2 separate regions of the Mus musculus genome follow, and region 1 is linked to region 2. A link is a loop called in an ENCODE intact Hi-C map of the cell type or tissue named here. Cell type or tissue: left cerebral cortex. All regions are shown on one strand. Each heading gives the region's core, and the rest is flanking DNA. Links, peaks and the distances in the headings are about the cores only. Region 1 overlaps Cacna1i (calcium channel, voltage-dependent, alpha 1I subunit). Region 2 holds the start of A430088P11Rik (RIKEN cDNA A430088P11 gene).

Region 1 (8,607 bases), core at 229-8,228, 340 kb before region 2:
CCTGGAACTCACTTTGTAGACCAGGCTGGCCTCGAACTCAGAAATCTGCCTGCCTCTGCCTCCTGAGTGCTGGGATTAAAGGCGTGCACCACCACGCCCAGCTATCTTTTCAGTTTTAAACCCTCTCTAGGTGATCCCTCTTTGATCCATCTAGCTGGCTTCCATAGATAAAATCACAATGGGGATTTCACTTGTGATTATGTGGTGGGCAAAGCAGAGCTTATGAACAAATGTCATAAATGAGAGAGTCCATGTCCAAGGAGGGAAGAGATTTCAGCCCCGGGGCCACACACTCCCTCACCTGCTGGGCTGTCAGAATCCAGTGGCTACTAACTGAGCCCTTGGTCTGTCTTGTCTAAACTGTGTGTCCTAGGCCACAGTGTAGCTCAGGGAGCCCTGGCTTAGTTCCGTGGAAGGGAGGCTCCTCCAGGAAAGGTTCTTTAGAGGAGGGAACCTTGAAAAGGGATCCCAACAGACCTGTCAGGACCTTTGTGATCAGAAGTGGGAAAGGGTGTCTCAGGAGGGGACTACGTGGGCCTGGAGGTAGTGATGTGGCCTCGGTCTAATCCCAACACCCAAAACAGCATGGCCTCTCTATGCGGTACACCTGGCAGTGACCCTTCCCTGTTGCTCTTTGACCTGCTCTTTTCTGTGGCAGACAAGGGGATGTGGCCCTGCCCCCTTACTACCAACCAGAAGAGGACGACGAGATGCCCTTCATCTGCTCCCTGTCGGGGGACAATGGCATTATGGGCTGTCACGAGATCCCTCCACTCAAGGAGCAGGGCCGAGAGTGCTGCCTGTCCAAAGATGACATGTACGACTTCGGGGCGGGACGCCAAGACCTCAACGCCAGCGGCCTCTGCGTCAACTGGAACCGCTACTACAACGTCTGCCGCACGGGCAACGCCAACCCTCACAAGGGCGCCATCAACTTTGACAACATTGGCTATGCCTGGATCGTGATCTTTCAGGTGAGACCATTCAGGCCCAGGTCTGGTCAGCCAGCAGCGGCTGACATGGCCGGCATCCTCACTCAGTAGGTAAAGCCTTGAGCCAGGAAATAGGTAAAGCAGGCAAAGCCTTGAGCCTTGGGCTTTGTCACCTACCTCCTGAGAGTGTCTGCTCCCCGCCTGCCTGGCAGTGTGATGGGGGTCACTGGCATCGGTATCTCTTGGAACCTTGGTTTTCTTACTGGTGCTGCCCCCCCTACTCCAGCCCCTGTTGGGGTTTGTCTTAAATCCCGGTGCACAGGAGGGCCCACGTCTTAGCCTCTGCCCCTGTCCTCGTGCCCGCTGCAGGTGATCACTCTGGAAGGCTGGGTGGAGATCATGTACTACGTGATGGATGCACATTCTTTCTACAACTTCATCTACTTCATCCTGCTCATCATAGTAAGTATCAGGGCAAGTTCAGGACCATGGACCATGGCGCTGGGTGGGGGTGGGGAGGGAGAGAAGGGGTGGACAGTCCCCCAAGGGAGCCCTCAGGGCTAGGGGAGCCTGGCAGGACAGGAGGAGCAGAACAGGAGGAGGAAGAAGAGGAGGAGGAGGAGGAGGAGGAGGAGGAGGAGGAAATTCATCTCCAAGAAAGGGATATTTTTAAATGCAGTCAACCAACCCCAGCCTGTGATTGAAGTGGCTTATCAGGGCTGTGGCTGGAAGCATCTATCACATCTGCCTTCAGTTGTCTCTAGCCTTTAACATCTAACCCGCTGGTTCTGCTTGTCTTTCTCTTCCTGAATCCCTAGGAATACAATCTTTCATGGCCTTAGCTGGGGGTATAGTTCCAGAATGGAGCTTCTCAGGGGTTGCATCTGTTCCCCATTTTTCCTGGGGTAGACAAGATGCTCTGTTGCTGGATATGACACGGGATAGGAGGTTGGCCTTGGTAGTGGCCTGGTGGCGCTCTGGGCAGATCTTTGAACTCTGGCTTTTCTGCAGCTGTGCGTGTGACCAGGTGATAGAGGCAGGGATCTCTCTGCCTCTATAGGCCAGCACTTCCTGTCTGTGCTTTCCAATGTCCACCTTGTCCTGCATACCGGTGGCTTTCTGCCTCAGCACAGTCCACAGAGGTCAGGCTTCTGGCAGAGCTGTGTTCAGTCCCCAACACAAAGGCTGGGTTCTCTAGCTTCCTGGTGGTGGGCGAAGGCAAGCTTGAGTGGCTGCTGACCTGCGCCATACCTGCTGGGATACAGCTCCAGCAATTTCCCGGGGAAGCCTAGGACCTCAGACTCAGGAGAAACCAGATGAAAGAGAGAAGGGTCCAGATTCCCAGGCTCTTCATTAAGTTAGTTTCAACAGAACATCCAGACAAGATGGATTGAGTTCTTGTGGCAGAGCAGGGATCCAGTCTCTGGGAAAGAAGAGCTGAGAGGTCACAGTGACACACAGAAGCTTAGGTGTCATGATAGAGAGAAGCTGTAGGGGCTGGAGGGGCCCTTTGGGGGAGGACAGGTGTGTGGGTGACTTCCTACAGGAAGACAGAAGGCTCAGTCCTCTCCCACAGGAAGTCATTAAGTAGGACTTGAGGCAGGCTCCTCAGATTCCATGAGATGGATCACTGGCAGCGATTAGTTCCTAGGTGATGAGGAGGGCTGGCCAGGAGCCTGCATACCCTTGTTCTTTAGTAAGTGTTCAGTAAATGTGCTCTGATGTTGCTGGGGACACTTGGTGCCCAAGTGCCCCTGTCTCAAGACAGAGGATGCCATCAGGGGGCTGCTGGAGGGTTTTCAGTCTTTACACACAGCTTCCAGTCTCTGGTTAGAAAAGTCTGGGGCCCATTTTACTACAGCCTCCCAATTTACAGATGGGGAACAGAGATCCAGAGAGGTTGAGACCTGTCTGGGTCACCCAGGGCAACCACTGTTGAACGAAGGCTAGATAGGAGCCTTACAGGGATGAGCCTTCAGAGCGCAGGGTCTAATCTTTCTGTTTTTTGCATCCTTAACCAGCCCAGGGAAGAACAGTTTTCTGGGAAATGCTATGGAAATGCTTTTTGTCTAAGAAGCAGTCTATTTCCCAGAGTCCTCTGGGCCATGAAGCCCTGTACCTCTTTAGCTCTTCAGTTGTATGTAATGGGAAGTGGGCAGCCATCTGTATGTACCTGTCGGTGATATCCCAGAAGGCTGGAGGTCACATCTTTCCTGCCAGGCCAGAGGAGCTCTTTCAGGGTTAGTGAGGACCAGGGGAGGTGACTGGTACTGGGCTAGTTAGATGGGAAACAGAGGGGAGGGACCTGGCTCCACCTCCCCTTCTAAGCACACGGCCCAAGTCCAGGCTGGTGAGTAGGACGTAGGACCTTTGTGACTGGAGGGATTGTGGCTATCCTCTTGGCTTCAGTATCTCTGTCCTACATGGGTTAGTATAGTTGGGTCTTGGTTCTGATGGGGCCTGGGCTTGGATACAGTCCCAGTCTGACCTGGGAAGTCACCTAGGCTGTGGCTTCCTCTGCAAGGACTCAGTCATCTTTTCCTGTCCCACCTGTGTATCTGTGTCCGTGTTTCTGTCTCTCTGGGCCCCTCCATCTTCCCTGTACCTCTGTCTGTCTATTCCTGCCCCTGACTATGACTATTCTGGTCTTTCTCTGTCTTTCCCACTCCCCTTTCCTTCTCCTTTCTCTTCTTTTCTCCTCTCCTCCCCACATCCTTTCTCCTTCCTCCTCCATCCTCTTTATGTCTTTGACTCTCTGTACCCTGGTTGTCCTCTGTCTTGCTGTCTTTCTTTCTGCTCCATCTTCTTCCCTCTCCTCTGCATCGCTGATCTGTCCCCTCCCCTTCCCCTCCTCCCATTTCTCCTGTCTTTCTCTGGCTTCCCTCTCTGTCTCCTGCTCTTGCTAACTCTTTCTCCATCTCTTTGTCCCCTTCTCCCATGCCACCCCCCTCTTGCTGGTTCTACCCCTCTGTCTCCTTATCTGTCCCCACTGTCCCTGTTCCTGTCCTTTCCTCCTGTTGGTTACAGGTGGGCTCCTTCTTCATGATCAACCTGTGCCTCGTTGTCATAGCGACCCAGTTCTCTGAGACCAAGCAACGGGAGCACCGGCTGATGCTGGAGCAACGCCAGCGCTACCTGTCCTCCAGCACGGTGGCCAGTTACGCCGAGCCCGGCGACTGCTATGAGGAGATCTTCCAATATGTCTGTCACATCCTTCGCAAGGCCAAGCGCCGTGCTCTAGGCCTCTACCAGGCCCTGCAGAACCGGCGCCAGGCCACGGGCCCCGGGACACCAGCCCCTGCCAAGCCTGGGCCCCATGCCAAGGAGCCCAGCCACTGCAGTAAGTGGCCTTGACTCTGCAGCTCATGTGCCATGACGTGGGGGTCTCAGAATGGCAATAGTGCAAGTGGGTCATGCCTGCTAGAACAGGAACTGTCCATATCAGTCAGAGGTGGGATCCCAAGGGTTCACTTCAGGCCATACTGCTTCCTTCATGGCCCATTGGAACTCATCTGCTTCACTCACTTCTTGCCACCATCTCTGTCCAGCCTGTGTGGGCTCATTCTCTCCCCGGAGAAATTCTTCCAAGTTTTGCAGGCAAACCAGGGCACCATTCCCTCGAACCTATACTTAAAAGGCAAGCGATTATTTCAGAGCTTTGCAAGACTAGCCTCCCTCTTTGTGGGTACACATGTCATCTTTCACTCTGGCTCCCATGGCTGTCCCTGCTTACCAGCACACCTGAGTAGTGACATCAGGTCCCTGGCACATGGGACAGTATATACCATGTCACATTGGGACCCTTGTCTACATACTCTGCTCCTGCCTCCTGTTTGAGTGGTGCTAGGTTGTTTATGTAAGTTTAGTGTTTAGCTTAGAAAGGATGCTCTCTGGGATGGGTCTATAGTGCAGTTGCTAGTGTGCTTGCAGAGCATGCTTGAAAACTCTAGTTCAAGTACCAGCATGGTGGTAATCCTGGGGCTTGGGACATAGAGTAGGAGGATCAGAAGTTCAAGGGTATCCTTAGCTATATAGTGAGTTTAAGACTAGTGTGTGCTCCATGAGACCCTGTTGCAAGGAGGGAGGAAGAGAAGGAGAGAGGGAGAGAGGGAGAGAGGGAGAGAGGGAGAGAGGGAGAGAGGGAGAGAGGGAGAGAGGGAGAGAGGGAGAGAGGGAGGGAGGGAGAGGGGAGAGGAGAGGAGAGGAGAGAGAAGAGAGAGAGAGAGAGAGAGAGAGAGAGAGAGATTCCTTAGCCTGCTTCTTTCAAGAAATAGCCCTGAGAAAGAGGCAGACTAGAAATCATGTCTCCAGTTTTCAGATGGGAAACCAAGGCCCAAGGAGATGAGAGAGTCACTTAAGTGGTCCAGTGTGTCTGTGTAAGACTCGGTCATATGGAATGTCAGAGGTGGCCTTTTCTCCAGAGTGTTTGTCTCTAGCTGCAAATGCACAAAACCCTAAGAGGAGACAACCCAGAGCTCCCAGGAGCTCTGCTTTCTCCTCGCTACTATAGAGAAGTTATCAGGCCCCAGGACTGTTCCTCAAAGCAGCTGTGGAACATGGCATGTCCTGTTCCCCTTGATCACCCTGGTGGGGCCTCCTGTCTCCCCCTTCCAGGGCAGGGCTCAAGGATTCTATTAGTTTGTGCCTGTGATTGACAGTTGTTGTCTGAGGCCCTGGCTAGTGGACTCCATGCTCCTAGCTGTCATAACCTGTCAATCAGAGAGACCAGCAAAGATCAGACAGTTGTCCACTGTTGTTAGTTGTCCACTAGTCATCTAGATGTGGTTCCAGGCGGCCTGTGGGCTTGGCCTAGCAGTGAAGAGGAGAGCTGGGGTCTGGGCAAGGCTAGTTCTTCCCTTCCTAAGGATGTGGACATAGGGACAGCTTCTTGGAATGCTGTGAAGGGAAATTTTATACTTTTTAGTCCACCGACTTCTCAGGCCTCCATCCCATCTCTTTTCCTGGGTCGAGTGTTAATGCAGTCTGAGAAGGAAGGGCTTTGGTCCTCCATGGCTGGAGTAGGATGACCCAGGTATCTGGTTGCTTTGCCGTGCTCAGAGGCCTGTGTAGGAAAGTGCAGGCTTTCCCACTTCTCTTCCTTTACTGTTTTTTCCCCCTCTCTTATTCAAGCAAAATGTGTTTATGTTACTATAATATAGGGAAGTGCAAAGAAGAAACCAGCCAGGCAGTGGTGGCACACACCTTCAATCCCAGCACTTGGGGAGGCAGAGGCAGGCAGATCTCTAAGGCCAGCCTGGACTACAGAGTGAGTTCCAGGATAGTCAGGGCTACACAGAGAAAAACTTAAAATTAAGAGAAATTAAAGAAGAAAAGCAGCAGCAGCAGAAGAAGAAGAAGGAAGAGGAGGTGGAGGAGGAGAAGGCAGAGGAGGAGGAGAAGGCAGAGGAAGAGGAGGAGGAGGAGGAGGAGAAGGAGGAGAAGGAAAAGAAGAAAAGAAGAAGAAGAAGAAGAAGAAGAAGAAGAAGAAGAAGAAGAAGAAGAAGAAAGAGGAGGAGAGGAGAGGGAGGAAGAGGAGGTGGAGGAGGAAGAGGAGGAGGAAGAGGAGGAGGAAGAGGAGGAGGAAGAGGAGGAGGAGGAGGAAGAGGAGGAGGAGGAGAAGCCGCCAAACCAGCTACAGGGAACCCTTCCCAACACCTCTTTGAAATGGTTTATACAAATCCAAGGCCAGTTGGGGGTTGAAAGTCTCAGGCCTTATCTGCTGTCACCCTTCCTGTCCCTTGTCCCCAATCTAGCCTGACTCTCACTGTCGTGGGGTGAATTCCTGGGAGCTCCCAGAGTCTGCCTCAGTCCGGTCTTCCCCACTTCACACAGCTGGGCAAAGTAAGGAATGTCAAAGTCATTATAGCTTCCTCCGAGTGGTGTCCACTCTCCATCCAGACCTGCAGTCCCCAGATCCCCATACCTGTGCCTGGGAACATTTGCTGTGTGACAGGTCCAAGGTCAAGGTCAAAGGTGACCAACCATTAGCATGACTGAAGTATGATGAGCCTGTGTGTGGGGTCAGCTTGTTTCACACAGTGTCCCTGGGGGAGGTGGGGACCTAGTTTAGACACTAATGCTGCCCCCCCCATTTGCTTTTCAGAGCTGTGCCCACGACACAGTCCCCTGGACACCACTCCCCACACACTGGTGCAGCCCATCTCTGCCATTCTGGCCTCCGATCCCAGCAGCTGCCCTCGCTGCCAGCACGAGGCAGGCAGGCGGCCCTCTGGCCTGGGCAGCACTGACTCGGGCCAGGAAGGCTCAGGTTCTGGCGGTTCTGCAGAGGCTGAAGCCAATGGCGATGGACCCCAAAGCAGTGAGGATGGGGTCTCCTCAGGTTTGGGGAAGGAGGAGGAACAGGAGGACGGGGCAGCCCGACTGTGTGGGGATGTGTGGCGAGAGACACGGGCCAAGCTGCGGGGCATTGTGGACAGCAAGTACTTCAACAGAGGCATCATGATGGCTATTCTGGTTAACACTGTCAGCATGGGCATCGAGCACCATGAACAGGCAAGTGGGGATACAGGGTTTGGGCTGAGTGGGGGATGGAGAAACAGGCTGGCATGGAGCCCTGGGTTCAGGTTGGGCAAGGGCATACCCAGGTCTCCCTGAGCCTGGCTAGAGTAGAGTCTAACCCTTCCATATGGTTTCAGCACTTTGCCCAAGGCCACATTCAAGGGGTCAAGATGGTCTGAGGTATCTGCAGGGTGAGCGGATTACAACTGAGGCTTGACAGCATAGGACTCAGGGGTTGAGACTCAGGGCCCATTGCTTTTCCTCCTAGGCTGCCTGAAGTCAGCAGTCTATAGGCTACTCCTGGGGTAACAGCCTGTCAGATCCAGGCACCATTTGGAATGACCCAATTCCCTGGCTCCTGTCTGCTAGTCTTTGTTTTTGGAGGCGTGGCTTCCTTGGCCTGTTCTTCAGCCTGGTGGGGCACCCCCACTTGCCAGCTGGCTATGCCCAGCCTACTGACTCGAGGTCCCACAGCTAGCCAGCAGTCTGGTTCGAACCCACTTCCCGTGGCAACATTGATACTCTAGCAGGATTTAGAACCTGGACCCCCTTGGCTTTGGAGTCATCGTAGTTCAGCTAAGCCCTCTCCTGTGCCTGGAGTGGGCCACACTCTTCCTGTCTCTGCTCATTAGCTCACCAAACACAGGCTTCATTCAATTTAGTTAAATGCAGCCCCTGGGGCGGGCACCCGACACTCAGTTGGTACTGCAGGCTTGCCAGCTATTCTGACTTAATTAACAAGATCTTTGGGGAGGGCTGCTGGGTGGGATTTCTGCAGGGGGGAAGCTGGTGAGAGGAGAGGCCTATACTTTGCCTCAAGGCCCTGGACTGTCAGAATGCAGAGACTCAGCAGGGTTTTCGCTCTTGGGGAAAGGCTCTATGGAAAGAGCTGCTTTGGGGCATCTGGCTCTAGTCTCTGCACCCTGCTATACCTGAGTCAGGCACTGTCTCTGGCTTGTTAGAACCAGCTGGTGAGAGCCAGTTTTCTCACACTTGGGAATCTAGCAAGCAGTTGTTAAATAGTTGCTTGCTTGAAACTATTATGGGGTTATGGGGAAAGTGTTTACACCATGGAAATTGGCAGACACTAAAGATCGGGGCTCTTTTGGGTTTACCTGAGCTTCCACTGGTCTCTGAATTCTTGAGACCAAGTCCC
Region 2 (8,607 bases), core at 164-8,163:
ATAAGGCTGCAGCTCTTCGGGGGGAACTTTAAGCAAGAACTCTCTTGTACAAAGTAAAATATGTAAAGCTAAAGCAAGCAGAGAATTTTGGAAAGACTCAGGCAGCAGTAAGGGTCTGTGGACCTCTCCCAAAGCAAGGCCTTGATACAGAGCCTCGAGGTCTCCCAAAACAGGGCACTATGTCTTTCTCCTCTTCTCAACAGAACATCCGTGTCCGCTCTGTGACAGGAATTGGGTTCTACATGCCCATGGGGAAGATCAAGGGGACTCTCTCATCAAAGTTCCTGATGGTCGATGGGGACAAAGTAGCTACCGGCTCTTTCAGGTATGTTGGGCCAGCTCAGGGGAGGGCCCAGGGGACCTGTATTCATGGAAATTGTTCAGGAGTATGCTAGCCTGGAGCTTCCATGGGTATGATTTTTAAGAGTCATTGTCTGTGTCCTGATCGCAAAAGCCTCCTGCCCAGTTCCTTTCCTAAGACTTTCTGTTGACAGATTAGTTATTCCAGACAGAGGACCAGCTCTTCCTAGGCATTAAACAATGCCAGCTTGTCACGGTCCTCTGGCAGCCCATTGTACTTTGAAGGTGGTTTTGGGGTGGGATAAGCAGGAAGTAGAGAGGACAAGATCTGGGAAAGGATATAAGATGTTGTCTTAGTTACTTTTCTATTCCTGTGACCAAACACCATGACCAAGGCGACTTAAAAGAAAGCTTTAGTTTGGGGGGTCATGGATCCAGAGGGTTAGAGTCCATGATCATCATAGCAGGGAGCATGGCAGCAGGCAGGCAGGTGTGGCGCTGGAGCAGCAGCTGAGAGCTTACATCTTATCCACACGCACATGGCAAAGAAAGCTGACGGGGAATGACATGGGTTTCTGAAACTTCAAATCCCATCCACAGTGGCACGCCTCCAGCAAGAAGGCCATGGTCCTCCAACTGGGGACTAAGCGTTCAAACAGATGAGGCTATGGGGGCCATTTTCATTCACACTGCTATAGATGGAGCACAGAGAGATGACCCCAGAATTTGACTAGAAAGGCAAAGTACCAGGTGCATGAGAACCTGTATCTGAGTCATCTCTTTCCTCTGAAAAAGTCAAAGTCAAGGTGAGTCTTGAGTATATTGTAGCCATGAGTAAGTGATCTGAGTCCTCTCCTGCAGTTAAAGTAAGAGTTTTGCAGGCACTGTACGCTCTGGGAACGGTCAGCAGCAGGCTGGCAGTGGTGCAGTTTAGTTCCCATGCATTGCATGCATCAGTGCCAGGTATTTAGCTGGCTATTTCATTTGAGCCTCAAAGTCTTGAGTTAAGAACACTTCCTGTGGCGTGTTCTACCTTAGGTCCTATAAGCCCCACTGTAAAGATGTGCCTCTAGGTCTGACTTCTCAAGCCCCAATGGAAAGGAAAGGAGAATCTGGCCTGGTGGAAGGAGAGTGGTCCAGTGTGAGGGCAAGGGGCACCTTTCTCCAAACATCAGGCAGTGTGCCCACGGGGCAGGCTGAGGCTGGCAGTGAAGGAGCTACTGGTAGGGCACTGGAGAGAGAGGTCCGGGCCCATCCATGTCTCTGCTTTTCTGTCCCCAGCTTTACCTGGAGCTCCTCCTATGTGGACAGGAATCTCCTCTTGCTCCTGACAGGACAGAACATGGAGCCCTTTGACATAGAGTTCCGGGAGCTGTATGCCATCTCGGAGGAAGTGAACTTGCACCAGCACCTGGGCCTGGCAGGCAGGATTGGCCTCAACTACTCCTCCACGGTAGCTCGAAAGCTTATCAACCCCAAGTACGCATTGGTGGCAGGCACCCGCCGTCCTCCAGGAGAGATGATGCGCTGGGCGGCCCGGCAGCAGCGAGAAGCTGGTGGCAACGTAGAGGGGCAGGAGGAGGGCAGTGGCGGTGGTGAGTCTGCCCGGCGTCTGGAGAGCTTTCTGAATGACCTGGTCACAGTAGAGCAGATATTGCCCACTGTGGAGCCCATTTCCCCAAGATTGCAGAGACCTACCAATGGCAGACCGGTCTCTCATGCACACACAGACGCGAAGCACAGGTCCCGAGAGGCACTGCCCCAGAATGGCAAGGGAGAAGCTGCCAATGGGGAGGCCACCCCAGCCAAGGAGGGCAAACGCTTCAGCAGCAGGCTCTTCAGCCGTCGAGTGAAGAGGCCTGCAGTGCCCAGCAGCATGGCCAGCTCCCCCTCCACTGAGACGTTTGCCGATGTGGAGTTTCCTCTGGGAAAGAGGCACAATGAGGGTTCCAATGCCAACATATCAGGTGAGCTCCTGGCCGCACACATGGCCCTTATGGGCTGTCTGCCTCCCAGACACAGGGTACAGTTTGCTGGCAGGAAGCAGGAAGGCTCTCCTGGGTCAGAAGGGCCTCCCCCCAGTCCTGGTCTGTCTCATTGAACCTGGGGACCCTGGGCAAGTCTGCAGGTCACAGTTTCAGATCCTGGTCTCTGAGGGAAGAGTGATGTGTGGTTTGCTTAGTGTTGAGCACAGCAGTGGGTCTGGACGGCCCTTGAGGACTCTTACCTCCATGTTTTCAGATCACCTTCACTGGAACACAGTAAAGGAAGGAAACAGGACAAGCTTTTCTATTATAAATAAACAGAGTCTAGGGCTCTTTCTGGCCACCTTGTTCCTTGCTGTCATCAGGATCTAACCAAACCAGACATATCCCACCTTTACCTGGTCCCACCAATGCCCTGACCCAGCCTCCCAGTGTCTGTGGTAATATGTAGAACTGTTTTCCCCCATGTCTATTTGAAAAGTGGATTTGCCCTCTGGGAGAGATTGTTGATGTGGTGACAACGTTTCTAACCATCGATCTGGGATCTCCTTGAAGCCCTGTCTTTTTTCTCTCTGGAGCAGTCTCCATTATCATCTTTCAGGAGTCTGGTGATGACACCAGACAAAGCAGAATGTGACACAGGATGAGCACCAGGACACCTCTCCCTTTTCCCCTGCCTCTAGTGGGTCCGCGCTCCCTGAGCAGCAAGGCAGGCCAGGTTCTGCAAGGGCACTTTCCTTCGCTTCACCCTCATGACCACTGAGGCAAGATGCAGGTGGAAACTGGGGGAACATGGGAAATGACTATAAGCCTGCCTCAAAGCCAGGCCTGGACCTCTTCCTGTCAAGGAGGAGTGCTTGGTCTCTCATTCCCATTCCCCTTGGGCTTCCCTAGCTCCCCAGCACCAGATGCTGATGTGCTGTGCCTCTTATTTGGAAGGAGGGTTGCCATGGTGAACACCTGGCAAGAAAGAGGAGGGGGTGAGGCCAACCACAAAGGGGCTGTTTCCCAACTCCTGACTGGAAGTGAGATGGAAGCTCTCTTCCCTTGCCCCTCACCCTGAGGTGCTGTTTCCATAGAAACCCAAAGCCCATTGTCTGTCCCTTCCTGCTGCCTCTCCTGTCAGATTCCCCAGCTTAGATGACTTGGGCAGTTAGCGTTTGCCACTGCCTCCTATCTCCGAGCATTTGTACATGGTGCTCTGGAGCCAACAAGCAGACCCCATTGTGCGCCTTTGGGAGCTCTGAGCAGAAGGGCTGAGTGAGAGTGGCTGACACTCATAGGAAAGTCTGAAGTGTCCAGCTTCAGCCTTGGGAAGAACATAGAGGTAGCGTGCGCATACACACACACACACACACACACACACACACACACACACACACACACACTGCCACCCTCATCAAGTCCCTGAAGTCCCAGCGCTCTAAAGACCTCTGGCCCCTGCTTCATTCTTGCTCAAAGGCAGAGTTGAGACACAGAGTTTCTCCTCCCAAAGGCTCTTCCTAACCCCTCTCTACCCCCCAACCCCAGGCTGCGGAACCTCCAGTTCCCTTCTTCAGGGTGGCAGCAGCTGAGCAGCTGACTACACACACACCTCACAGCACAGCATGGGCCCAGCCCTGGGGGAGCTGGAGCCTGGGTTGGATTGGAACCACTTCAGCTTCTTCCTCAGAGAAGGAATCCATCCAGGGAGGGAATCCCCTTCCCACAGGGAGCATGCAAGCGACAACAGACAGTGGTGGCACAATCGCTGCCCTCCCCTCTCCCGGGCTGTCTCCTCTTCTGGAGGAGGAGGGGTAAGCTGGGGAGGGCTTCTGAGGTCCCTTTGAGTTGATGCTGACTGTCCTATCTGTCTCTGCACCCTCTTGTCAGAGAACGTGGGTGGATGACAGGGTGGGCGAAAGAGAGAGATAGGAAAAGCCGAGAGCTGACAGCCTGTAAAATTGCTTGATAAGAAGTATATAGTTGTCAAACAGCATGCAAATTTTTGCAAACCCAGGTGTGGCCCTGGGGAGAATCTCACAGAATTGCCTCCTTTGGGGCTGGGGGGCGGGGGGTGCATAATGGAATCAGCCTGGCGGTTTGAAGACCCAGAGCCCCCTCTAGTGGCTGAAGCTGGTTGTCCTTTGCAGTTTTTCTTTTTCTCTAAGCCTTGCTCCTGCACTGCTATTAGCTGCTGCCTTCCAGGCCACTTGCCACCACCTGCACCTATACAGGCTCTCTGGGACAGAGATTTCGTAGTCTCAGGACGGCACAGCCAGGGGCATCCTTGTTTAGAAATCCTGTGAACAGAGTCTGAACTGCTGGGCTGTGCTCAGAAATCTGCAGTTAAAAAAAAAAAAAGAAAGAAGGAAACAGTATGAAACAGGATTAAGCCAAATAAATCCACCATTCTCTGGATGACATTCTCCATAGAGGTAAAAACTAAGGGACTGATGGCGTTCAGCAAATGTGGAATGCTGGTGATGCTGACTGATAAATAAGCTTTGGAAACCAAAGCTTTTATCACAGCTATTGCCGTGAGGATCCAGTTCATCTTTTAGCCAATCCCCACTGCAAGTCTTTAACATTAAACAGTGAATTAAATCAGAAGCAAGGCACGGGAATGCCAGTATCAAAGAAATTCATGTAGCAAAATAGTGGATTCTAGTGTCTCCAACGCATGAATACTCTCGCTGTTGTTAGCTTAGACTATGCTGGCTCCGGGGCTTCAGTGGAAGAAGACCTTTTCCTGGTTAGACCACATGGTAACAGATTCATTAGCAGCGCATGAAGCACTGAATGTAGATATCTGCATTTTGAATAGGAACCTTGGTTTCCCCCAGAGCTCTCCTACACATGGGGGTCTTCAGATCAACACCAATGCAGGAGACTTAGGCCAAGCTCTATCTTTGGGAGTTGCTAGGTTTGAGGAGGGAGTTCCCTCCTAGGAGGGAACCCCTAGGGGATCAATTGGAAATGAAGAGTGGTTTTCAAGTGTTAAAGAGATATAGTGTGAAATTCTGTCACTCAGAACTCAGGTGGTTTCCCAAGTGTTTCCCTGATGGTGGTACCCCATGAACGGGATCCTTGCACTCCAGTAGGGCCAATCCCTGTGTCCCCAGACAGGCTGTGAGGGAGGGGCAGCATAGTCTCTCTCCTAGATTCCTCAAAGCAGCTGCAGGACATCTTTGATGTCCTTCCTGGAAATCTGAGTCCTCATCAGGGTGGACTGGTGGGAAAGTGCTTCCAGGGCCGAGGGTCTGTGACCTCATTCTTGGGAATATCAGTCAAGTGTTGCTTCTGAGGAGCATGGCTCAGACCTCAGCTGGCATGTGGAACCTGTAGTCAGGTCTGATTATTCTGGCCTATGACCAGCAGAGAGGCCGAGGTAAGCTAACTCTGCTCCAGAGGAGGTAGCTGTACTGTTCACACATGTATAATTTACTTCATTTTATGTGTATGAGTATCTCGTCTGCATGTATATATGTGCACTGTATGCATGCCCGCTGCCTTTATGGTTCAAAAGGAGGCACTGTGTCCCCTGTAACTGGAGTTACAGGTGTTTGTGACCCGCCATGTGGTGCTGTGAACGGAGCTCAGGTCCTCTGAACGAGCAACAGTGTCTTTAGCTGCTGAATCGTTCCTCCAGCTCAGCTGTGCTGCCCTCCCAGTTCCTCTGAGGCTGCTTGGGCCATGGTTACTCTTTCAGTAAGGTGCTAGGTAAGCGTGCTTCACTCAGCGCTGCTTGTACTGGTCTGAACTCCAAATATCTAGCCATTGCCTACTTGTTTCGAAGCATTTGCTCTGTGGGGCACTGTTCTAAATTGAGCAGGGAGTGGAATGAACTAAAGCCCTTACTTGTGGTGCCATTACCTTAGGGACAGTTGAAGGCAGGGAGTGTTGTCACTGCTATACAGGTGTCCAGGGTATGCCTCACTGGTTAAGGAACACTGGAGCAGAGCCTCAGATGGACACATGGACACCAGAGGAAGAATGTTCCAGATAAAGAATGTGACGCCCTAAAAGTTATAAAAAGAGGGGACTTACTGTCAGCGCAGTGCTGTGGTGACTTTCCGTGTTGCTGCCACCACCCCTCTCCTGAGGCACCTTCCAGCTGGCTGTCATCCATGTGCCCCAGGCTGTGGTACTCCCAGTCCTCCTGCTCGCCAGCTTGCATGCCCCTCATCTCTTCGTAGGCTGCAGGATGAAGATCCTCTTTTGGGTTGGTTTAGTTTTTTGGTTTGGTTGGTTTGTTTGAGACAGGGTGTTGTCCTGGAACTCGCTCTGTAGACCAGGCTGGCCTTGAACTCAGTGATCCACCTGCCTCTGCTTGCCGAGTGCTGGGATTGAAGGTGTGCACCACCACTCCTCAACAGTACTAATCCTCCTTGTAGCTTGGCTTTCTCCCGTAAGTCGTCTTTGGGTCATTCACTACCCTGCCGACATACTTTATAAAAAGAAATACTTTGGTTGGCTGGTGTAATTCTTCCACATTAATCTGCATGGGTCTGAGGCGCCTGCCCTTGGCAGTCTCCTAGTAAAATGAACATGGAAGGAATGATGGGACACAAATGATTTTCCCTCAAGCCTGTTTCTCTGTCAGAGTCATGGCAGTGAACCCTGAGGGATTTCATCAGGCTGCCATCCAAACCCAGTAAACCAAAGGGTCAGGTCCTGCTCAAGACTAGCTTCTCAGCCGGGCAGTGGTGGCACACACCTTTAATCCCAGCACTCAGGAGGCAGAGGCAGGTGGGTTTCTGAGTTCGAGGCCGGCCTGGTCTACAAAGTGAGTTCTAGGACAGCCAAGGCTATACAGAGAAACCCTGTCTCGAAAAACCAAAAAAAAAAAAAAAAAAAAAAAAGACTAGTTTCTCTGGGAAGGAGCTGGCAGGGCACAGGCTCCATCAGTGCCCCTGTGCCCTTGGCACACTCCTGCCTCATTTCTGGATCCAGAGATTGATTTTGCTTACCTGTCTTCAAAATGCTACTGCCTCTGGAGATGTACTGGGTATCTGCTTGCTGGGCCAAAACAAACAGAAAAAGCCGCTGAGGAAAGGAAGTGGGAACTGCGCATCCGCTGTTGCTGCTGCAGCAAGGGGCTCAGGGTGGTAGAATTTAATGACTTTCACAGACGCAGCCCTCAGCAGCACCACACAAGGCTGCTGGTTTCCTGTTCTACCTCCCCCTGGGCAGTCATCTGCCTGAGTCTATGGGACACCCAGGAGGGAGGGGCTCAGGCAGTTTTTTTGCAGTAGGTCCTGAGGTGTGAGTTCATTATCGCCCCAGTGAGGCAGTGTCTAGTGGAGCAAAGACAGCAGACCTGGGCAGTGTGGCCTTCAAAAGGCATAGGGATTCACAAAGGGGCTGAAGCAGCCCTGCCTAGCCTAGGCTCTGCCCAGTGCCTCGCCTGCTACTACAACTCACAAGAGGCAGTGTCACCTTAATTAAATTCACAGTTGAAGTGATACAGAGGGTGGTGTGAGCGGGGAGATTGTCTTTATTGTGTAATGGAGGAATAGGCAGGAAGTAACACAGTGGCTTCCACCTGGGAAAAGCAGCCAGCAGGCATCTGAGGAAGTGGACTCTGCCTCCAGGGCTAGCTGGGGTGTCAGGGCTGCCTCTCAGCTCCCCTTCCCCAGAGTTCAGAGCAGGGTTCAACCATGAAAACTGCCGGGGCCTTTTCCTAGGATTATGAGGGAGGTAGAAAGGCTGGAGAGGGGAGAAGGGGGCGCTCTAGAGAAAGGCAGCTCTCCCAACCTCAGGGCCTATGCTGTTCCATTATCTCCCTGGGTCACCCCATGGCACTGTGACCACCCTGCACACTGGGACAGCTGGCCCTCCCCAGGCACTTCTATAACTTAGCTATAGAATGGCTGAGTGGCAGACAGACAGGAGGCTGGACTGGAAGGCCAGGGCCTGGCTCTGACCAATGAGGAACAGGGCTACTACTTGCTTCAGCCCTGCAGTAAGGCAAATAGTTGTGGCTCTCATCCTTGCTACCCCCATACCCTCCTGTGAGGATCCCTGTGACTGCCTTTGATTTCGCTTTGAGAGCTTGAAGCTGCCTACAACATTTAGCTGCTAGTGACAGGAATCTTTAAGTCATTGGTATCTGACTCTAGAGTCCCTGTCTTTTTTGGTCAGAAGACATAGATCACTTGATGTCTCCAATCATGGGGATCCTGTGATCATGGTGAGGTCACCAATGTATGTTTGCTTTCCTGGGTTCCCTGTTGCCCTGGACTCCAGATCAGCAGCGTGGAGGTATTAGCCCTGAACACCAAACTCATAGTATGGATGGTTCAAGGTTGGACTTGTTACTTATGCCCTTCATGTCTGC

Evidence for each region. Peaks named below come from ENCODE experiments on the same cell type or tissue, not always from the same donor. Only the 100,000 strongest peaks of a DNase experiment are listed, where the experiment ranks them.
Region 1: a loop joins it to region 2, with 2.4 times the contacts of the local background. A loop is called at or near these places in 1 of 42 quality-filtered maps.

The regions. Positions count from the first base shown.
Region 1 is chr15:80,354,828-80,363,434 of GRCm38, forward strand. It overlaps Cacna1i (calcium channel, voltage-dependent, alpha 1I subunit), which reads left to right. Exons shown (of 37, transcript NM_001044308.2): 7 at 659-974; 8 at 1,302-1,394; 9 at 3,960-4,272; 10 at 7,036-7,445. Among named protein-coding and RNA genes, the nearest start is that of Gm41363, 41 kb to the right of the region's middle. In left cerebral cortex, for the core only: no CTCF peak of the experiment used is centred there; DNase peaks (open chromatin) are centred at 4,231, 6,884 and 7,841.
Region 2 is chr15:80,690,330-80,698,936 of GRCm38, forward strand. Fam83f (family with sequence similarity 83, member F) reads left to right here. Exons shown (of 5, transcript NM_145986.2): 3 at 204-325; 4 at 1,582-2,267. It overlaps A430088P11Rik (RIKEN cDNA A430088P11 gene), which reads right to left and starts at 7,281. Exons shown (of 3, transcript NR_045310.1): 1 at 7,238-7,281; 2 at 6,315-6,714; 3 at 696-4,607. In left cerebral cortex, for the core only: a CTCF peak has its summit at 4,388 (motif pointing left); DNase peaks (open chromatin) are centred at 3,956 and 4,398; H3K4me3 peaks cover 295 bases; H3K27ac peaks cover 433 bases.